2 separate regions of the Homo sapiens genome follow, and region 2 is linked to region 1. A link is an interaction called in ENCODE POLR2A ChIA-PET data of the cell type or tissue named here. Cell type or tissue: HepG2. All regions are shown on one strand. Each heading gives the region's core, and the rest is flanking DNA. Links, peaks and the distances in the headings are about the cores only. Region 1 has its middle 43 kb from the start of FOXQ1. Region 2 has its middle 97 kb from the start of FOXQ1.

Region 1 (8,341 bases), core at 156-8,155:
CACCACAGTGCCATCCGAAGGGCACCGGCAGGCGCAGTGTCTCACACCTGTAATCCCAGCACTTTGGAAGGCTGAGGTGATGGGATAGCTTGAGCCCAGGAGTTTGAGACCAGCCCAGGCAACATAATGAGACCTTATCTCTACCAAAAACATTTTTTAAAGTTAGCTTGGTGTGGTGGCATGTACCTGTAGTCCCAGCTACTCTGGAGGCTGAGGTGGGAGGATCACTTGAGCCCAGGAGTTCAAGGCTGAGGTAAGCCATGATCGTGATACTGCACTCTAGCCTGGGTGACAGAGATCCTGTCTCTAAAACAAAACACAAATACAAAGTGCACCCCACGAGTCACGTGTGAAAGGAAATGTTTTCCCAAGAGAGTCTCCTTTCATTGTTAAGCATTTTGGGGACCCTGCCTACTTTATCACCCCCTTTGAAATTAGCATCTTATGAGCTGCACCAGACTTCAGTCTCCAGGAAGGCAGGAACATACTGGTGTTTCTTATACAAAGCCTGCACACAGTCCACACCCAGTGAAAATTGCTGAATGAGCAATTATGAGGCGTTCTGCTCCAGGAAAGAAAAAAGAAAAACTAACTTTGTGGAACCAAATTTCCAAAACTTGCATCGCAGAGTCTGTCTTTCTCTGAATACCTGAAAGCTGCCTTAAAAATGCTGTTGTGGAGGGTCTGGTGTGTTCCAGCCACTCTCTGGGTAGGGGAAGTCTGTGGGGAGGGGGAGGGCGCTAGGTGGAACCCAACGGGTTTTCCATTCCAGCCATTCCCAATTTTATAAGCCCCCCCAACTCTGGGCTGACTTTTCTCATACCCAAGGATGTCACTGACTTCCTTTCTCTGTCCACCAATTCATTTAGAAAATGCAAATGCTAATTTCACTCTTAGTCTATAAGGAAAAAATAATAATTAGGAAGGTTAGTACAAGGCACATTTGCAATGTATTTCAAAAGTAAATTAGAACTTTCTCTTATAGGCATTAATGGATTAACTGAATCCTGGCTCCTACATGTTAGCCTGAGGTCAAGAGTTAAAACAACATTGAAATATCTTCCTAATCACAAAGAAATTCCAAATCAAGTCATTTCATTTGCACAGAAGTCTTGTAAATGTGATCTTTGCAGAGGGAAAGCACTCCATGGAATGAAGGGGAAGAAGGAGCAAGGGTACGGGTCCCAGTGGTCCCAGCCTGGACTCTTCCTAGCTGTTGAGCACAGCTGAAAGAACAGAGCAACACTCGAGGCCAAGGTGGAAAGAGCTTCCTTTCCTTGTAGGCCACTGACCTTACACTGGAACGAGCACCACCAGCAAACACCTGTGATGCCAATCGTCTTGCAGGTAGGAGAGATCCATCCAGGAGTGGGATGGACTCGACATAAGCTGCAGGTGTGATTCCTAAAGGACGTGCTACTCAAACACCATGGAGGCTCGGCAGCAAAAAGCTGGTGGCGGGGTTGCAAATTGCCAAGCACACCTGACACTCATGGCCCTACACGCTCATTCAACTGTTAAGATACGGAATAGAAATCTACCCCCTGGGCAACCCAAGTGTTCATTAACAGATACAAACAAACTGTGGTCCATCCACACAACAGAATATGATTCAGCCTTTAAAAGGAAGGAAACGCTGACATGGGTTACCACTGGATAAACCTTGAAGACATAGTGCTCAGTGAAATAAGCCAGTCACAAAAGGATGAGCGCTGTGTGATTCCTCTTATAGGAAGCACTAAAGTAGGCAAATCCATAGAGACAGAAAGTACAGTGGAGGCTGCCAGGGTCACGAGAGGAGGAGTTATTGTTCAATGGGTAGAGTTTCCATTCACAAGACTAAAAAGCCCAGAGACGGATGGTGGTGACGGTTTCCCACAGTGTGAATGTGCTTAACACCACTGGACTGTGTGCCTAAAATGATTAAATGGTTAATTTTATATTATATATATATTACCATAATTAAAAAGAATAGCATCAGTAGGGCCAGCACAATGGCTCACACTTGTAATCCCCGCACTTTGGGAGGTCAAGGCAGAAGGATTGCTTAAGCCCAGAGGTTAGAGACCAGCCTGGGCAACATGGCGAGGCCCTGTCTCTACAGAAAATCAGCTGGGCATGGTGGCATCTGCCTGTAGTACAAGCTACTCGGGAGGCTGAGATAGGAGGATCATCTAAGCCCAGGAAGTTGAGGCTACAGTGAGCCACTGCACTCCAACCTGGGCAACAAAGCAAGAAGACCCTGTCTCAAAGGAAAAAAAAAAATAGCACCAGCTATTTTTAAAAAATCCCCCATGGAAGTCAGGAACACTTTTATTCACTACTTCCTCAGCATCACAAAAGGTGTTTCTTCCCCATCCTGGTCTCCCAGCCAAGGATAAGCATTATAAATGCTGGTGCTTTGAGAGAAGTTGGGCTACTTCTAAAGTGGTGGTTTCTGTTTAAGCCTGGAATTTGCTCTCCCAGAGGATCAAGGACCATGTTGAGGCAGTCGGGCTGTGGAAAGCTCTGTGGCACCCCAGCACACTTTTGATTTCAACAGCATTGTCTCTAGCCGTCAAAGCATCCCTCTTTGGGCAGAAGTTTTCGATGACTGGCATTCTTTCACAATTCTTGCTCTATCAAATGTTTTTTAAAGCACCTCTGCCCATAAATGCAACACAAACAAGTTGCCCTGTGAGTCACAGGACGAGAGCACATGCTAAGTCCGCGTAATGATCTTTATGTAATTTGCCCCTTAGTCATTGTCTGGCCCATTAGGTAAACAGGCAGTGTGCATTTCTTTGAAAATAAGGGTCTCTATAAAAACTGCCATTGTGAATAGACTGAGCAATAAAGCGCCCCACAAGGTGTTTAACTGAAAGGAATGTTTTAGAGATAAAAGCAGGTTTGTTTTGAAGTCATTCAGGATAAAATATGAAACAGGATTTCCCCAAGTCCACCCTGGACATTGATTGTTTTTAAATTTCATAGGGAAAAAAAAATCACTGTGGCCTATCTGAGCCTTAGGGGCAAACGCTGAAGTCTCTCAGTGGATATCGACTTTGCACAGGAAAAAAGGCACTGAGACCCTGGAGGTGGAGCATGGAGCTCTGCCGCCTCGCTTCCTCTGTGAGCTCGGCCCTGGCATTCCTCACATCACTGCTGGCCCTTGAGTAACAGGCCCCACACTTTCATGAATATAATAGAAAGAAAGCAGAATTCGGTCTTAAATGTAGTTGAAAGCCACATCGAGGAAGATGTGGTGAAATACCCCAGGAGATGCATTGAGCTTCAGAACGTGCACTGTGTGCCGGGCCCTAGCTTTCCCCAGCCTCCTCCTGATGAACTCTGGTTTCCTCTCATCCTTCAAGGCTTAGCTGGGCCGGGCACGGTGGCTCATGCCTATAACCCCAGAGCTTTGGGAGGCCAAGGTGGGAGGATCGCTTGAGCCCAGAAGTTCGAGACTAGCCTGGGCAACATAGTGAAACCCTGTCTCTACAAAAAAAAAAAAAAAAAAATTAAAAATTAGCTGGGTGTGGTGGTGCACACCTATTGTCCCAGCTACTTGGGAAGCTGAGGCAAGAGGATCACTTGAGCCCAGGAGTTCAAGGCTGCAGTGAGCTATGATAATGCCACTGCACTTCAGCCTGGACAACAGAGCAAGACCATGTCTCTGGAAAAAAAAGAACAAAAGGCTGGGCTGGTTTAAAAGTGAGCTTCTCACCGAGCCCTTCCCAGAGGACTCTCCTCATCTGGGCCTTCCTTGGTCATGCTAATCACATTGCATTGTAACTGTTGGCTAATCGGCTTGCTCCACTGGAATTTGAAGTTCTTTGATAGAGGGAATGTCTTTCATCTCTGTATCCGCAGTCTGACGCCTGGTGCTATAGATGCTAAGTAAATAAACGGTGCTGGACTTGGACCTGAATCGATCCATCACCGAGTATGTGTTGAGTGTCTATCTACAGCCCTGCTATGGGAAATGAAGACATGCTTGTTTTCCCTAAAGAGCTTATAGCTTTGTTGGAGAAGCACTGCATAGGATACTATATCAGGCAAGAGAGGACACATTTGGATGACAGTTGCACACTATAGACAAATTTCTCAAGTAACCCAGAAGAGATGGGATGGGAGCTCTTTTCCTGAAGGTAGCTGTATGGAACACTGATGAGGATCTTGAGCATTTGGGAGCCCAAAAGAGGGACAGGCTTGGATTGAGAGGGAAAGTAATGGGGAAAGGAACTCCATGAACTGCAGGACATGGAATGCAGCATTGTGAGCCTAATTTTGAACATTTAGTCCTGTGTTAAAAGGCTTGCTAGTAAAAAGCTTGTTTACTTATTAGTAAAAGGTTTTACTAACTACATGAGCTTAGGTAAGCTGGGTGGAGGCTCCCTGCCTCCATTTCCTCTATAAAGTGGGACAATGATAGTAACAACCTCAATTTGTTTGTATGAGAATGAAATGGGACACTGCACAGGCACCCTTAGCATGCGCTGTGGACAGAGCTCTCTTCCTTACTAGCTGGTAGTATGCGCCAAGAGGGGATGAGCCCAGCCTATCTGTGGGAGAGTCATCAGGGCTTTTTGAGCATTGGTGCCCACCAAGAAGTGTGATGGGCCTGGATTATGAAGGGCTTCAAAAATTGGCAGATGAACTTCAACATGACGGGGAAGAAACAGGAAACCCTGGGAGGTATTCCCCTTGCCCCACTGAGGGTAGGGAGCTCAAGCCAGCATGGTCCAGGCTCTCCTCCCCTCATTCCTGACCAGGTTTAATGCGTTCCTACCTAGCTCACCAACATATCCAATGGGAGTTCCCACAAATTAAACGTTTTTCGCTAAGCCTGTGGTGCTTTGATTACTAAGTGGGGTTTTGTTTTGTTTCCATTAACAAAGAGTGACTCAAATAGCCTAAAATAATAAAATCTTTTCTCATCTCTGACTTTGACTCCTTAACCTCAGCACAAATCACAAGACCCTTCTCAATTTTCTCATCTTCAACATATAAATGATGCCAGCGCCTCCCAGGGCATTAGAAGGATTAGCATCTGTCAAAAATACTGGAAACCTTGGGACCTATGGCCCGAGAAGAGCTTTAGCAAGTATTTTATTTTTAAAAAAGAGCCTAAACAGGCTGACTCCCTCTGCATCTTGCTACTTCTGAGGTCTATGCAGTTCTGCACTTTTCTCTTTTCTATTGTTATGTATTTGATTATCCCTTACAGAGTGGGGTGGTTTTCCTGCTAAACACCATCGTGTATGCAGTTATTTTCCTCCCCTCAGCTCCCCACAGTATTCCTCTGCTGTTCCAAATGTCCATGATTCTTTCAAATCATGGAAACTAAGATCCTGTCTGTCACTAGCTCTCAAAAAGTTTTAATTTCTACCTGCATGGGTGGTAGTCTGCAACCAGCTCCTGTGGGCTCAGGAGAGCCAACTGTTACATTTTCAAGAATCTGTGCACTGGTTGTGGACAGTCACTTGAGATCACCCGTGCATGCATGGGAACATTTACACCATGAAAAATGTCACATGCTACAAATCAGGGCCTGGTTTGTTGTTTTGTCAATTGTCTAGACATAAGATAGTGATAAAGTGTTAATAGATTAAGCTATTAAAATAATAGATTGGAGACTGAATTTTAAAATGTATCTTGTCTGGGGACATCACATTGTGAATAGCACAAAATAGCTAAGGAGATATTCCTCCAGAATTTGAAAGCCACTGTTGAATTCTGCAAAGAGGCTGTTCATATCGTGTCTTCATTGTTTCACCTTCATCTCACTTGCTAACTGAAGAACACTTGAACATGCACTGACTTCCTGAGGGCCACCAGGCATTTAGGGAGATGCCCAGTGAGAGGAAGGCAGCCTTGTGTCCCTTATAATGAGACCCTTCTCTGAAATTATTAAATAATCTACCTTGCAGTAAAAACTGCTGATTCTTCGTGGAGGTCTCTTCAAATACAATGATCTGTGAAAATTCTGCCTACAGAATTTTAAGAAAAACCAAGAGTACCAATTAACTAAAAAATTTATATAAAATTAATGATGAAAACAATGACCATTAACAAACATTAATAAACAAAATATCAACCAACATTCACACGGGAACCACGTGCTGGGAGACATTTGGTGACCATTTACCAGCACGCCACTGCATCTGTTGCCTTTGGGTCCTAGGGCAGAATTCCTTGGGGAAGGATGGCATTGTTCATTTCACTCCTGTGGGGCCGGCCCTCCTCAGCATGCATGCCCAGAGCTGACCCTTCCCCTGGCCACAGACCCAACCTCTAGGCATAAGATTAAACCTGGCATTTCAAGAAGCAAATGGGGCCCCTGAAGATCTCTTGTGGGTACCATCAACTGCTGCCTTCTCTGCTCACAGGCTTTGGAATTTGAGAATTTCCCAACAGTGAGATGCCTCTGAAATTATGAAATGAATAGGAATACATCTTAAGCAAGTAATATATAAATAATGGGAAGGAAAACATTCCCTCAGGCTGGGCATTATCAAATATTTAAGACAAACTTTAACGACAGTCAACTTGGCCTCATTTTTCTATGTGCTCTGTCTGACACATTCAGAAAACTTGCACCTGGGCACAAAGTTGTTCGTCCAAACTCACTGCCCCTGTTATTGGCTAACTGGAAGGGCTAGGATCCAGCCGTGCTTGGAATTAGGCAATTGCCATTGTAATTCCTTTACTAAGAACAATGACCATTTTACATCGCACTTAGAGTTTTTCAGGTAGGTTATAGGCAGCATGTATTTATTCTTTTCAATAACCTCACACATCACGCCCTTTTTACAGATGATGAATGGAACAAAGAGAGCACTGAGCCAAAGCGGAGGCTGTCTAGTCAAGGTCTCCACCTGCCGCGGGACTGGGGAGAACGGTGTGGCCTCAAGGTCTCCACCTGCCGTGGGACTGGGGAGAACGGTGTGACCTCAAGCATATAGCACCATAGCACTCCTGGGCTGAAAGCCAGCAGCAGCCCCCACTGTCCATTAGATGAAGTCCAAATTCTTTAGCAAGACATATGAGCAGTTCCTCATCAGATGCAAAATCTACTTCACTTGTCTCATTTCCCACTCTTTCCCATTTTCCTAAAAGCACTGGGCTCCAGCCACACAACTCTATGCTATTCCCCGTATACAACTTACTCAAATGCACCACCAAGTTTTGCAGATGGCCCTTGGCCAGACGCCCTCCTCCTTCCTCATTTTGAAAACATTCACTTAACTGAGCTCAGCTGTCATGACTCCAGAATGATCTCCCCTAAGGTCTTCAGGTAAAGTGGGTCACTACAATACAGGTACAGCAAGGCAAAATTGTCTCCCATATTACAGTTGGCCCTCCATATCCATGGGTTCTGCATCTATGGATTCAACCATCCACAGACAGAAAATATTTTTTGATTGCTTCTGTATTGAACTTGTACAGACCTTTATTTCTTGTCATTATTCACTGAACAATACAACAACTGTTTACCTAGCCTTTACATGTATTAGTTATTCTAAATAATCTAGAGATGATTTAAAGTACACAGGAGGGTGTTTCTAGGTTATATGCAAATACCATGCCATTTTATATCAGGGACTTGAGCATCCATGGATTTTGGCATCCAAACAGGTTCCTGGAACCAATCCCCCTGTAAGGAACATGGTTGTACTTTGGTCAAGGATAGGCAGAGATAAACATCCAGAATGACTCCACGAGTTTAGAGTGCAGGTGCATAATTCCACTTGCTATCACAGCCATGTAGCCATAACACGGGAAGGCTCATCATTTGACTCTAAGCCACTATTGCCTGTAAAAAGTATAATTGTCCTGCTGACACTGTACAGATGCTCACACCCAGAGAAAGGAAGAGGGCCAAAGCTGTCCATCTTGCAGACGGACAGGAGGGAGCCAGGACACAGCTCGGCTTGCTTGTGCCCAGAGAGAGAAAGAGTGAAGCTGCTGAACCCGAAGGCAGGGGAGAGCCAGCCACACAGTTGTGGGTGGGAGCCACTGGACTAAGCAGCCAAGACAGGGTGAACAGTGTAGGAAAGCTGCTGATGAGAGGACAAAGTAAAAGAGCTAATATAAGTAAGCTGTTTATGAGAGCTGCTGCTGAATAAAACCACATTGCACTTGCCTACAGCCCCCCAAGTGTTCTTTCAGCTATCTACTCATCGACTCACTCCCTCCGGACCTCAGCATGGGCTGAAACCTGACCCCAAGGGTGATATTTGGTGTAGTCATGGACCTGACACCCCACAGACACTGAAGGATGACTGTATATTATTATTGGGTTATTCCTTATATGTTCATCTTTGCAATTAGACTATGAACTGATCTAACGTGGAAA
Region 2 (8,341 bases), core at 275-8,274, 54 kb before region 1:
TTACTACCATAGGAGACATTTAAAGAATGATTAAAGACCTACCATTGAAAAAGATCCCAGAGTCAGCTGGCTTCAAAGCTAAGTCCTACTAATATTTCTTTACGGTTAATTTTAACGTAATACGTATTTGTGTATGAGAATTTCCCCAACTCATTCTCTAAAATTAATGTGTTCTTAATAACAAAACTTGATAAAAAAATTAGTGTAGTACCTAAGATAACCCTATAAATAAATATCTTTTATGAGTAAAAACTGTGCTAAAATTCTGAATAAAAAATTAACATGAAATTCAGCATCTAAAAAGAACAGAGTTTCATCAAGTCAGCTTTACACCAAGAATGGCCCGGTGCTCACTATGAGAAAACATATCAACATAATTTATTATATCCACAAGAAGAAGAATCATATAAACATACCAACTGAGACCAGAAGAACTTTTATAAAACTGAAACAGCTGCTTCTACCAAAGCCTCAGTTAAATGGAAATAGAAACGGAATATTTTATATATAATAGAGGATCCTTACCCAAATCCAACTACCACCATGATTGTAAGTGGAAAAATGCTAAAAGCTAAAGTCATTTCCACTAAAATCAGGAACAGGCAGGGGTTCCCCCATCACCAGTGCTATTCAGCATAGTTTTAGCAGTCTGGAAAATGACATAAGGAAAGAAAACAGTACATTTAAGCATTGGAAGAGTATAGATACCTTTTTTTTCGCTAGTAATACGATTTTATACACATAAAATTCAGCACTTAAAGGGGGGGGTGGGGAATGCCATTAGAATTCATTGAAGAATTTGGTAAGGATCTATGTACACAATAAACATATGAAAATCATTAACATTTTTTCTATACTGATATTAAAGATCTAAAAATTGATATTAGGGAAATGCTAATTCATAACAGGGAATAAGTCTATAAAAGAAGACAAAATCTGATAGGAAATGTTGTTCAGGGTATGTGTAGAAAACTGTAAAATCTTATTGAAGGAAGAAGGCTTAATATTATAAAATGTCAATATTTCTAAAAATTAATATATAATTTCAATTTAATCCTAGTGGATTCAGGGGAAATGTGAGTTGAATACAGTTATCTTAAAGTTCATATGGAAAAGTAAGTGCCCAAAGATAACAAAGATAAAAGGTTTTAGGACTTGGGGGGTGAAGGGGTTGCCTTGCCAGCTACTAAGACATACAAGAAAGTCACTATAAATGATATTGACATAGAGAAAGGCAAACAGGCCAATGAGACAAAACAGAAAATCCAGAAACAGATCTAGAGAAAGGCAAACAGGCCAATGAGACAAAACAGAAAATCCAGAAACAGATCTAGAGAAAGGCAAACAGGCCAATGAGACAAAACAGAGAATCCAGAAACAGATCTAGATTTACATGAGAGTGTAATAAATGGTACAGTTGGTATTTTAGTTTGGTGGGTAGAGTTTATCAAATGAATGATGTTGGCACAAATGGCTCTCCATCTGGAACAAAAGAGAATTGAAGCACCACCCACACTACATGGAAAACTAACACTAAAGGAAGTAAAGGTTTAAGTATTAAAAAAAAAGTAATTAACAATAACAGTAATTTAGAGTAAATTTTAGGAGAATATACATATGACCTAGAGAATAGGTAGATCTTTTAACAAACAAGCAAGCAAAACAGAAGAAAAGAAAAAAAGGTGGTAGGAGCTCAGAAGGTATACAGAAATACACATATATTTATTTATAGAGGATGTATTTATATAGAGAGTATAATTATATATATACTTGATTGCCTACAGAAAAAAATTAAATATCTAAGATAAAAATATAGTGCTAATAAAATCAAAAGAAAAATGATACACTGGGTACAAATATCTGTACTGCACATTTTAAAGGGAATTATCTGTAGATAAAGGTAATTGTCCATAATATACACAGAGCTTTCACAGATTGTTAAAGACATACAACCTAAAAGTAAAATGGGCAAAAGAAATGAAGTGATTTGCAGAACATACCCAAATGGTCAGCAGACATATAAAAAAATGCTCAGCTCCATTGGTACTTAGGAAAATGAAAATGAGTAACTCTCAACAAGGAAAAACATTTGAGCTTGGTGACACTGCACCAGCAGGGAAGCTGGTTAGGAGCACTCACAGACTTCTGCTGGAAATGTCAGCAGCGGCTGCCTTGCTGCAAAAGCATGACAACATCTATTCAAACAAGCCTAGAGAAATACATGCTGTTCAACCTAGCAAGCCCACTGCCAAAAATCTAGTCTATGAAAATAAAAGCATCATGGGTCAAAGATTTTCACATCATAGCAATCGCATAGTAGCCAAAAAGTTTTGAAAGAAAGAGAGGACTAAATAAATATCAAAATAGATACTTGAATAAATTTTATAAATGCATACATTGAAATATTATATAGTCACTAAAAAGAGTGAGTTGTATAGCAGCTTTCTCTATAATAGCACCAATCTGAAAACAGCCCAGGTGTCTATCAATGAGAGAATGAACAAACTAAGTGTGGTATATTCATAAAATGGAATACTGCTCAAGGGGAGAAAAAGCTGGGAAGAAACCCTGATATTGTAAGGACTTCATATATATCATGACTTCATATATGATATATATGAAGTTTTAGACGCAGCAAAACTAATCTATGGTAGGAAACATCAGAATACAGTTTGTCCCTGGGTGGGGGAATTGGGAATTCATTGGGTGGGGGGGCACAAGGGTACCTTTTGGGGTTATAGTGTTGCTCTGTATCTCAATAGGGATTTCGGTTACACAAATGTATGCCATCATCCAAACTCATCAAATAATTTGCTCAATATTAGTGCTTTAGAATGTAAATAAAATTTACCTTGAAGGAAAAAAATATTGAACACTAGCTAATGGCATGTGTGCAAAGTGTTTAGGGGGAAGTATGCTGAGAAGTCTGCAACTTTCCTTGAAATACATTCCCCCAAAATAAGATGGATTGGATGGTTACAGAGATGGATAGATGGAAAATAAGTATAAGTAATAGGTTAATGGTAGAATCGAGGTAGTGGGCATAAGGGTGTTTTCTGTAAAATATCTTCTTTTCTGTATGTTTAACACGCATCATCTATGCTTCATTTGGCATAGATCTAACAGAAAAAGAATCTGCTAGATCTATGCCAAAAGGCTCGAGGAGTATCTATAATGAGATATGCAAGTCCTAGCAAAAGTGCATGGAATAAGGATTCTATTTTTTTAGAATAAACAATGACAAAAATACAATCATGTATGTGTGTGGGTAGCTACCCAAATAACCCCATATAGTTCTATGACCATGAAGATAATTATATAAAGAGCCTGGGGGATGGAGGTGGAGAAGCGCGAGGTGAAAGGTGAGGGTGAATATACTCATGCACACAAAGAGATGCAAGAAGCATGGGCCTCAACACAGCATCAACAGACAGGGCTAGCACAGTTCCAGATCACTGTAATTTCTTTACAATTTTCTATACTGTTTAAAAGGTCTTTCTACAATAATCATTTATCATTTATGTAATCAAAAAGTTATTTTTATTATTTTAGTTTACATGCCTTTGTGGAATATGAGTGTGTGTGTGTGTGTGTGTGTGGTGTGTGTGTGTGTATTTGGGAAAAGGGTTTAATATCTCTTATTGATCTTACTGTCAACTGATGCGTTTATTCAATTGAATGGTGGCAGGCTTATTATCTACTGCTACACATGCTGTGAGAACAGAAATCGTTGTTTATCAAAGCCTGGGATTGCCATAAAATTAACTTTTTGTTTCTCTTCAAATATGATAAAACACGGCAACAATAAAACACTCTCATCAAATGAAAAAAAAAGCTATTTTTAATTTGGATCAACATGAAAACAAACAAAAGAGAATTTTATATTCTTGTTCTTAAAGGGACCTGGGAAATCATCAGGACCCCAGAAAACCGGGAACCACTCCTGCCCACAAGACCTAGAGAAGTTTCTTGTCTTCTCAGCTCCATGCTGCAACTGGCATGAATTCCACTCTGGAAACAGATACATTCACCACCAAGGTTTGCTTTCCATGTTGTCCAATAAGCCAGAACTGGAACAACTAAGAAGGCTGTAGACAGCCAGCTTTGTCAACCACCCAAGGACATTTGCAAGCCTGGAGGTTCAATAGAATTTACAGCTACAGTCTGAGGAGCTCATCCTGCAGGCCTGGCCTGAGGCCATCTTACTCTTAGACTCGGTTTCTTGAAGAGCTCATCGGGCAGGCTGCTGCACAGCTCATGGTGTGACTGTCCCCAGCTGTATCCCTCAGGTCATTGCAAGTGAAAGAGCATAAAAGAGAGTGCAGGGGCCAGGCATGGTGGCTCACAACTGAAATCCCAAAACTTTGGGAGGCAGAGGCACAGGACGGCCTGAGCCAGCAGTTCAAGACCAGCCTGGGAACATGGTGAGACCCTGTCTCTACAAAAAGAAAAAAAAAATAGCTTGGCATGATGGCTTGCACCTGTATTCCCAGCTACTTGGGAGGCTGAGGTGGGAGGATGACTTGAGCCCAGGAAGTTGAGGCTGCAGTGAGCTGTGAGGGCACCACTATACTCCAACCTGGGCAACAGAACAAGACCTTGTCTCAATTTTAAAAAGAAGAGGGTGCAAGGTGGCCTTTTGACAAGGGACTGATCCCGAAAGGAGCCTATAAGGGTTATGGGGCATGGAACGGTGCTGACGTGTGGGCACAGAACAGAGCTCTTCTACCACTCCTGGGCCAAAGGGCAAGGGCAGGCAGCCGTTCCCGTGCCTGGGGATGGAGGGCTCCAGGAGGGACCTTCCCCAACCAGAGCTGAGACCGGGCTCTGAGGGAAGCCGCCCACTCAGGCCCCTCTGGGAGACAGCAGGGTCCGTTTAACCCCAGCCTGACCTCCTTGTTCAACACCATCACCCGCCCCAGCTCCTACTTGGCCAAACTCACACTGGCACAGAGCGCAGTGGGGAAGGCTGGAGCGAAAACTGGAGAGGCCAAGGAAGGCTTCCAGTGCTTCAGGCTTCTAGGATCTACACCAGCAGCAGCGGTAGCAGCCTACCCAGGTCCTGCTTGCATCCGCCTGCAACGTGGAGTGAGATTCTAACCAGTTGAGCAGCTGCTCCCTCTTCCCTCCCAAACCCAAGAGACACACAGGGAAGTCAAAGTAATCCACAGAAACACGCATGGATCTTGAGTCAGAAGAATGCACCTTGCTTTCCTGCTCTCCTGCCTCTTTGTGAATGCCTAGCTCTTCTGAAGTGGCCCAGTGGGTTAGAGTGAGAAGAATGAGGCCAACAGCAAAGTCCGAGGACGACGAATTCTCAGGGCAGCACAAAGGGGGAGCAACTTCCCCTCTGTACCTTGCCTGCCTCACTCTGGCCCTGGCCCTGTCCAAGAGCAAGACATAAATACACCAACACACTATTTGGGTATACAGTAAGCTCAGTCTGTAAACAACCGCTCTTATGCCAGGTGACATCCTGACATGTATGTCACTGTGACAGCTGACAATGAAGTGGCGTTTTTTTTTCAGCACCTCTCTATAAAAAGCTGCCTCACCTGGGCAACCTGAGTGCCAGTTGATCTGAGCTGAACAAGCTCAGTAATTTAAAACAAATGTCTCAAATGCCATTCATATCTTTCCCTTGAAATGGAAGTGCAGCCAGAAACACTTCCTACTTAGAGCGTCTAAGAAACAGCCTGGAGAATTGAAGCTGTTCTTCCTGCTATTGTGTGTAGTAGAGGAGTGAAGAACCTGGTCAGGAGGCAATTGCTCGATGCCACTGGCTGTGTGACCTTGGACCAGTGACTTAACTGATCTGAACCTCGACCTCATCTTTAAAATGGAGATAACAACGGAGTTGGCCTAGGAGGGTAATTGAGAGGTTTAAATGAGATAGTGTAAATAATGCCTGGCACATGAGAATCAACCAGTGTCAGCGATTTTATTGTTGCTATTTATTATTGCATGATTTTTTAAAAAGATATTTTTGTAATTTTTTAAAAATGTAAACTGGCTATCTAGATAATACGTTTGCATTCCAATTAATTACTGCCAGGAGAATGAAAGTCCTGTTTAAACTAACTTTGGCTTATTGGATGGGATGTTTTCTGCTATGATTAACAGACAAGAAAAAAATACATATATATAACAACACACTCATCCATGGTGTTTCTAAAGAAAATATCATTTCTTAACACGAAAAATGGTATTTATAGCAACTTAGTTTTTTGTTTTACTGTACCAGTTGTGTGAGAATTTTCTTAAAAACTTCCTAAGCCTGAGTCTCATAGCCTTGTCACTAATTAACTGTTCCACTCATTTAAACATTTGCTTGCCTTTGAACCTGGGCCCTATGGACCCCTGGTTGCTGAAGACTGGGCCTGTCTGTCCAGCCTGCTTCTCTTTGCGGCTATGTTGAATTCTCTGTCCCAGTGGGAGCTGAACCGGACTCCATTCTGTATCTCCAAAGCCCACAGGGTTTCTGATCCAGTAAATGTTTGTAAATTTTAAATGACAACCTCCTTGTTATTTTCTGATCAGTAACTGCTCTTGATTTATGCCTTTGCAGCCATCTGGAATGCTCAGCCTGAGACCACACTCTCTCCGCATGCAAAACATCCCCATCGGCTTCTCACACTTCAGGGACTGACTTTACCATCTGCCTTCAAGAGAAACTAGCATAACGGGCTAAACCATTTTTATGGACCACATAATGTCCTCTGATAGAATGTTCTAAACAAGGGTATTGTCATACTCTTGCAAAGCAGGGTGGGGAAGTCCTCCAAGGGCCAGGACTTGGAGCACACCCATGTTAGTGGTTTGGGGAGAGGTGTCCAGGGAGAGGTACATCCTGCCTCAAGTGGAGGTGTACACCTGTCCCATCGGCAGGCTGTGGGGCTGGGCTTCAGGGCCCGGAATCTCACATCTGAAAGGGAGATTAGTAAGAGTAAAGCCTCAATCCTAAAACCGGCTGGGTCCTTGGAAGTTTCTAAAGGTGGATTCAGTCACAGGGCCCAAGTCGCAGTCCTGTCATTAGAACTGGGACTCTGTGGAACCAAGGTGAAGGTCTGCCCACCAGAACTGGAATATAAAGTCATATCTGCCAACTCCAGGGTGACGTGACCTCGAGTCACAGAGTGTCGACTTCACCCGTATTTTAAGTCAGAAATTCCAAACACTCCCAATACATTTGATGAAAACATACCCGACCATTTTTGCCTAATGAATTAACAGAGAAAGACTGATTTTCATTGAAATGATTTACGACATTCGAGTATCCCTTGTGCTGTACAGTTTGTAGCACAGCTTTATTCAATCCCTGCAAACACTCAGAGACACAAGAGTGTACAAATAAAGAACTGGAAACTCAAACTCAGCTCGTCAATGACTCCAACATGCATGTTTTTTTGTGACAGACACACTCTGAATTCAACCATTTCTGAACATGACACATGTCTCTTTCCACTTACATTTTAATCTCCCAGAGGGCGGGATTGTGTCTAAAACAGAAGAGCAGTCCTGGTAATGGCCAGTCTAGTTTTGACTGTAAAGTAGGCCTAATCAATGCATGTTAATTGACTAATATATTTGACCTTAAGGGTACCAACTCCACCCCCCGGGCTGTTGAAAATCCACGTATAACTTTTGATTCCCCAAAAACACAACTATTCATAGCCCACTGTTGACCAGAAGCCTTACTGATAACATAAACAGTTGACTAATATGTATTTTGTATGTTACATGTGTTGTATACTAAGACAATGTCATTTAGAAAATCATAAGAGGAGGAGGAGGAGGGGTGGCAGAGGTGGAAGAAAACCCACATGTAAGTGAGTGGTGCGGCTCAAACTTGTGTCCTTCAAGGGTCAAGTGGACATTAATCAAAGGTCACCAGAGTCCAGCAAAGCAATTCCAGTGGAAAGTATGACTCTCAGTGCTGAATCCTATACCCTTAGACGGGAGCACACACGTGCAGGAGGATTGCTCCATTTTCATCTAAGAAACACGGGGTTGTACAAACATGGGTGCTGCCACCCAAGCAAATCCACTGCTTCAGATGCCGTGAGCATGTGCAGTTTCACACTGAGTGTCTCGTAGCCATGATATAGGTGCACACTCACTGACTTCTGCACAGGAGTAGCTGAGGGCAGCCACAGGATGACAAGCATAGCTGGTAGCTGGGTCCATGCCAAAGTGCAGCTGGGCCTCATGTGAAGGGGAGGTCTTCGTGGGTGGGTCCAGACCCCCCACCCCACTTCAACCACAGCAAGCCTGCCATTTCTATTTCCAGCTGAGAGTGGACATCATCATGTCGTCACAATATGCCAGGCCTCTGTCCAGG

Evidence for each region. Peaks named below come from ENCODE experiments on the same cell type or tissue, not always from the same donor. Only the 100,000 strongest peaks of a DNase experiment are listed, where the experiment ranks them.
Region 2: POLR2A ChIA-PET joins it to region 1 with 11 read pairs; 4 of 35 experiments call an interaction of 5 or more read pairs at or near these places.

The regions. Positions count from the first base shown.
Region 1 is chr6:1,264,702-1,273,042 of GRCh38, forward strand. No RefSeq gene overlaps it. Among named protein-coding and RNA genes, the nearest start is that of FOXQ1, 43 kb to the right of the region's middle. In HepG2, for the core only: no CTCF peak of the experiment used is centred there; DNase peaks (open chromatin) are centred at 2,650, 3,060 and 3,840; H3K4me3 peaks cover 863 bases.
Region 2 is chr6:1,210,990-1,219,330 of GRCh38, forward strand. No RefSeq gene overlaps it. Among named protein-coding and RNA genes, the nearest start is that of FOXQ1, 97 kb to the right of the region's middle. In HepG2, for the core only: a CTCF peak has its summit at 4,277; no DNase peak of the experiment used is centred there.